2 separate regions of the Homo sapiens genome follow, and region 1 is linked to region 2. A link is an interaction called in ENCODE POLR2A ChIA-PET data of the cell type or tissue named here. Cell type or tissue: Caco-2. All regions are shown on one strand. Links, peaks and the distances in the headings refer to the core of each region. The heading gives the core; the rest is flanking DNA. Region 1 overlaps FOXP4 (forkhead box P4). Region 2 has its middle 78 kb from the start of LINC01276.

Region 1 (2,907 bases), core at 142-2,641, 150 kb after region 2:
TCCTCCAGCAGCATGCATGTACAATCCTTGAACTCAGAAAGTCACACGGTACTCAGACCTTGTGCCACTGACCCCAGGGCTCTTCCCTCATCCTCCCAACTGTGTGCTCTGGCTCCACAGTGAATGCTACTTTTTAGCCCCCAGACTGACCACCCAGTAAGGCAGTTGGCCTTGGAGCCAGGCTTCCTGGGCTCAAATCTTGGCTCTGATGCCGCCTAGCTGTATGATCCTGGGTAAGTTACTTAACCTCCTGGAGACTCCGTTTCCTCATCTGCAAAATGGGGCAATAATCCCTACCTTACAGCCTTACAGAGGAAGATTAAATAAGCTCTTGCCTGTACAGTGCCTGACCCATAGTAGATGCTCAACAAATAGTACTGATTTACTAATGCCCTGAGTCAACCCCCTTTATTTTCCTCTAAGAGTCCCTTTTTGACCATGGGCCCTTCCATTTGCTGTCCCCATTGAGTCCTAACAAAACTTCACTGGGTCCCAGGCTGAGTCTGTAGAGGCTCTGATCCCTGAACCCCAACAGCTCTTCTCAGTGACTTCTACTACCCTTACCCCAAGCCCTTATGGACCCATGACCCTCTCACCCCCAAGACCTTCCACCTTACCCTGATCTCCTTCTCCTTACTGCCCCAAACACTCCCTAATCCCTGGATCCCACCCAGCCTCCCAGGCCATTGCTGACTCAGCCCCTGTCTTGCAGGCTCTCCAAGTGGCCCGGCAGTTCCTGCTGCAGCAGGCCTCAGGCCTGAGCTCCCCAGGGAACAATGACAGCAAACAGTCTGCCTCTGCTGTGCAGGTGAGGAAGAGAGCACCCCGCTGGCTCTGGGTTGGGCTGGAGTGTGGGCCTGGCACAGAGGGAGGGCAAGGACCCGTTGGAGAACTGCTCTTGCCAGTTCCAACACCAAAAAGTGGGCAACTTTTCAAAGGAAATACAGTCACTGCAGGGGTGGGGCAAAAAGGCTTCCCACTTTCTCTCGTCTCCACCTGATCAGCCAGACCTTCCGCTAGCTTAGCCTCTTTGTCCCTGTCACTCAAAGTTTGTCTGCAGCTCTCCCTGTCTCTTTGTACCTCTCTCACTGTTTGTTCTCCCCTGCCTCTTCCCTTCAGGGTCTCTCTTGGTCACTTCTCATGTTTCTGCGTCCCTGTCGGTCACTCCCTCTGTCCCTCTGTGTTCCTGTGTCTGGGGCTCAGCCCCTCCCAGGCCATCTCTGTTGCTGCAGTCACGTCACCAAGTCCCCCCTTCTCTTATCCTCCCCCCTTATCCCTCATCCACCAGCTCTCTCGCAGTCTCTCCATGCTTCCTGTCTCTTGATGTCTCTCTGTCTCTTTTGTTTTCCTTTGCACAATCTGCCCTTTTTTCCCCTTCTCCCTTCCCTCCAGCTTGCCAGCCCATCTGGCTGGCTGGGGGAGGGGAGATCTGTGGGGGGTGGGCGGGGGGTGGGGGAGCCAGGCCTTCTGTTTACCTTTTGTGTCACAAAGAACTTGGGAGAATTGCAGTCTGAGTCCGGGTTGGGTCACTACTCGGGCAGCCACTCCCCTCCCCCTCTGCCCAGCAGCCCGGGATCCATGCTCCCCCCACCCCTCCCCCAGCAGAGGGAGGCTCAGAATTGGGGAAGGGATTAAGCCAGGCTTTGAAAGGAAGTTTATCTAAGGGAAGAAGGGTGAGTATGGTTGGTTCTGAGCTGGAGGTGCTCTGGAGTCTGGGGCTGGGTGCTGAGGGAAGTGAAGAGGAGGGTGGGGTGGGTGCAGGGTGCTCAGAGAAGGACCCAGGACCAGGCTTTGTCCTGGGTGGAGATTCCAGTGCTCTGACAAAGTCTGAGTTTTATGTAAAACAAGTTTATGTTTGGAAAAAGTTCAAGGTGCCCAACAGATGTGCAGCCTTAACAGTAACCCTCTTAAAATTCTTGACCCTAAGGAGACAACCCTCAAAGGGGAGGAGCTGGGCAAAGATCAGGGCGTGGCCTGGGGTGGAGGAGGGGAAGACACAATCTGGAAAGTCAATAAAGAGAGGAAGAGAAAGATCTCATCAGAATGAGATCTAAAAGGTTCTCATACCCATGCTGGTCAGGATTGGGCCTCTTTAAATTAATGATCCCCACATACAATCCCAGGGTTTGAAGTGGTCCTTGGGCTTCCACTCTGAATCCTGCCCGCCCTGGACCCAGCTTAGAACAGGAAGGAGTAGGCTGGACAACAGCAAACGTTCCCCCAAACCAGAAAGGGGCTGCTGACCCAGGGGTAGGAGGGTAGGAGCTTGATGGTAGTGGGAGGGACTGGGGTAAGACATCTAGAAGGACTGCTCAGCTGGGGATTAAGGGTCACAGATCTGAAATAATTGAGAGCTGAAGGGAGACTATGGAATCTTCCTTAGGAAACTCCCTCCCTCCAAAATAAGAGAGGCCTAGAGGTTTCAGAGTCAGAAAGACAGATAAAATGATGTTTTTCTCAGGCCTTCTCTCTCCTTGTCTCATTACTTCCAAAAATTCATTGATTGATTCATTCATTCATTCAACAAATACTTACTGAGTACATCCCAAACTAACAACTGACATATACAGAGTGCTTACCATGAAGTGTAGACACTAAGCGCTTTACAGCTATCTCATTTATCCTCACAGTCCTATGGGAGAGGTGCTATTCTAGCCCCATCTTGCAGATGAGGAAACTGAGGCCCAGAGAGGTTAAGAAAGTTGTCCAAAGTTATACAACAAATAAAAGACAGAGTGAGGATTTGAACCCAATAGCTCCAGAACTCACACTTTTTTTTTTTTTTTTTTGAGATGGAGTCTCTTGTTGCCCAGGCTGGAGTGCAATGCCGTGATTTCAGCTCACCACAACCTCTGCCTCCCGGGTTCAAGCAGTTTTCCTGCCTCAGTCTCCCAAGTAGCTGGGATT
Region 2 (2,907 bases), core at 116-2,615:
TTATGTGATTCATTCATTTAATGCATCCAAAAATCCTTTGAGTAGGTACTATGATTCCCCATTTTACTGATAAGAAAACTGAGGCTCCAAGAGGTGCAGTCAAGGTCACAGATATATTAAGTGGGAAGCTGGCACATGAGCCCAGGTAGCCTGGCTCCAGAGCCTGTGTTCCCAACCACTGCTCTACAACAACTGCAGGGTCACACTTGAAGTTAAGCACTTGAACCTAAGCACCAGAACCCAGTTCCAGGATTTCCTCCACCTACTGAGCACCCTGCTGATATATCAAGGGGATAGGACAATAAGATTTACTCCTGGCTCCTAGACAACATCAGCGTATTTTCATAGTGGTCCCAAGCTCCCCAGGGTGATCAGAAGACCAGGCCTCCCATCAGCCAGCCAGTGGAGGCTATTTGGAAGCCCCTCAGCTCAACTGAGGCAAGTAGTCTCTTCCCCTGCCCACCCCATCATTGCACCCTCTTCTGCTGCTACATTCTTTGTGGTCATGCCCGACTTCCCCGCTTGCCTTAAATAGAGAGCCAGAGGCCCCTCCAGGCTGCCAGGATCCAAGGAAGGCAGGATGAATCTCCCGCACAGTGGGAAGCAACCTCAGATTGGGAAGAGTTCCTCCCAAAGTCAACTCAATAAAACAAAGAAGTCTTATGGATAGGTGATTGAGTACATATTGAGTGCCTTCTGTATGCACTACATTGGTCTTTCCCTAATATTCTTTCTGATCTTGAGCAAATCACTTGGTCCTTTGGTAGCTCATTGTTGTCATCTCTGAAATGGCTAATACTAGCAGTGAGGAGTAAATTATAAGATGCAGGTGAAAAAAAGAAACTTTATAAGGCACTCTTACTTGCAATTGTAACACCACATACACACACACACACACACACACACACACACACACGCATCCCTCTGATTGAGTTGGTCATTTTGGATCTCTAAGTAGGACTGGATTTAGTTGTGTGCCCACCCTCACCCCTGCACCCATACCCCAGTAAGAAGAGAAAAATCCAGGTGAATTGTCTATCTTTAACCTCTGCCTCTGAAATAGGTTAGATCTGAAGTTATACCAGCCTCTCCGGATGCTGTCTTTGACATTTGGGAATCTTCGTCCTGGGAGAAAATACTGCATAGTCAGAGGCCCTCAGGGGATGCTGCCAGATGTAGAGGGAATTTGTCATCTATACTGTTTGCTCATTGACTTGTATAAATGCCTATGGTACTTGGGGTAAAGAAACCAGCACAGGAGTGTGTAGATTCCTGAGTTACAGTCCTGCCTCTAACCTCCCTTTCCCTGAACCTCAGCTTCTCATCTGTAAAACGGGGTGTGAGGAGGCAGTCCCAGGTCCCTCCCAGTCTAGCATTTCTTTGCAGGTTTGCTCTGCCCCTTTCCTAAGTCTTCAGACTCTCTCTCTTCTGGCCTCTTCCTGCTTCCTTTCTGTGCTGTTTAGCTGACCATCTCTAGGCTCAGTAGGTGCAGAGACCTGTTATTCCAGGAAATGCCACGAGGGGGAGCCTTCATTTGGATGCCTGGGGTCAGAAAGGAAGCCAATTTCAAGTATAAGGCTGGGGAAAAATAAAATTCAGTCAGTCCCAAGGGACCCCATCAACAGCCAGGCGAAAATAGGAGGGAGAGGGCTCTAAGCTACAAAGACCATACTCTAAGTTCTCAAAGGACTGTGATCTTGATGTATATGTTCATTCTTGTTTCTCAGTCATACACTTTAAGTATGTATGGTGGGATTATCTCATTTGACACTCAGTCTAATTCGTGAGTCCTGTAGGGCAGGTGAAATTATCTATGACCTTTACAGGTGAGACAGCCTAGTCTCTGAGAGATCCTAGGCTCACCTAGGGACACACAGCCAACATGGGGCAGAGCTGTTGATGGCCCAGGTCTTACTCTACATGTCCCCGCCCCCCGCCCCCCATGGATTTGCCCCAGGCTGAGCACACCAGGGATCTTGAGGGACACTTCTTGAATGAGTGAAGAATGAATGAATGTATGAATGAATGAACGAATGAATATGTGGGCCCTCTGGGCCTCCCTGGAGTAAGCCTTCTCTGCCATGCATTGCTCCACTCCAACACAGAGCTAACTGACAGCTTTGTGCCATTGTCTACCTCTCCCTCTCACCTTCTCACAATGTTCATCCCTTACCATGAGACTCAAAGCTGAGGGGGACTTTCAATGGGTCCAATTCACTTGCACAGGTGAGGAAAGTAAGGCTCAGGAAGGGAAAGTGACTAGCTCATTCCTACAACAAATACTTACTGAGTGCCTATTTGTGTGAAGCCCTGTTCTAAGGGCTGAGACTTTTTGTAAGCCTCTGTCTTCACAGCACCTCCAATCTAACAGAAGGAGATACACAAATCATCAGGTAAATATGCAGCAGGTTAGATGATGACAAGCGCAACTAAGAAAAACAGAGCAGGGCAAGGGAGGTGGAGAGCCTGGTGTGTGCATTGGGGTGGGACATTGGTCAGAGAAAGCCTCAGCAGAGAGGAGACCATTGTAGGAATCTGGAGGGAACAGCAAGTGCAAAGGTCCTGAGGCAGGAGTGTGCTGTCCTGCCCAGGGAACATCTAGGAGGCAGGTATGGCTGGAGTAGAGTGATGAGGAGGAGGTGAAGGGTGACAAGAAGGGGCAGAGGGGTGATCAGATCACTAGGGTTTTGTAAGGAACATTTTCTCTGAGTGAGATATACTGCTATTGGAGGTTTTGAGCAGAATAGGGACATGATCTGACTTTAGTTTTAAAGGGACAACCCTGGCTACTCTGTTGAGAACAGACTAAGAGGGAGAAGGGAGGCAGAGAGACAAGCTAGGAGGTGTTGCACTACTCTAGCAGGAGACGATGGTGGCTTGGAACAGTGAGCTCAGTGAGGAGGTGGT

What was found. ChIA-PET counts read pairs that join two places held together with the same protein. Peaks named below come from ENCODE experiments on the same cell type or tissue, not always from the same donor. Only the 100,000 strongest peaks of a DNase experiment are listed, where the experiment ranks them.
Region 1: POLR2A ChIA-PET joins it to region 2 with 12 read pairs; 6 of 35 experiments call an interaction of 5 or more read pairs at or near these places.

The regions. Positions count from the first base shown.
Region 1 is chr6:41,577,274-41,580,180 of GRCh38, forward strand. FOXP4 (forkhead box P4) reads left to right here. Exons shown (of 17, transcript NM_001012426.2): 3 at 713-808. Among named protein-coding and RNA genes, the nearest start is that of MIR4641, 20 kb to the right of the region's middle. RefSeq lists enhancers at 1,104-1,727, 1,728-2,350. In Caco-2, for the core only: no CTCF peak of the experiment used is centred there; DNase peaks (open chromatin) are centred at 1,518 and 1,957.
Region 2 is chr6:41,423,148-41,426,054 of GRCh38, forward strand. No RefSeq gene overlaps it. Among named protein-coding and RNA genes, the nearest start is that of LINC01276, 78 kb to the right of the region's middle. RefSeq lists an enhancer at 1,208-1,427. In Caco-2, for the core only: a CTCF peak has its summit at 1,558 (motif pointing right); a DNase peak (open chromatin) is centred at 1,514.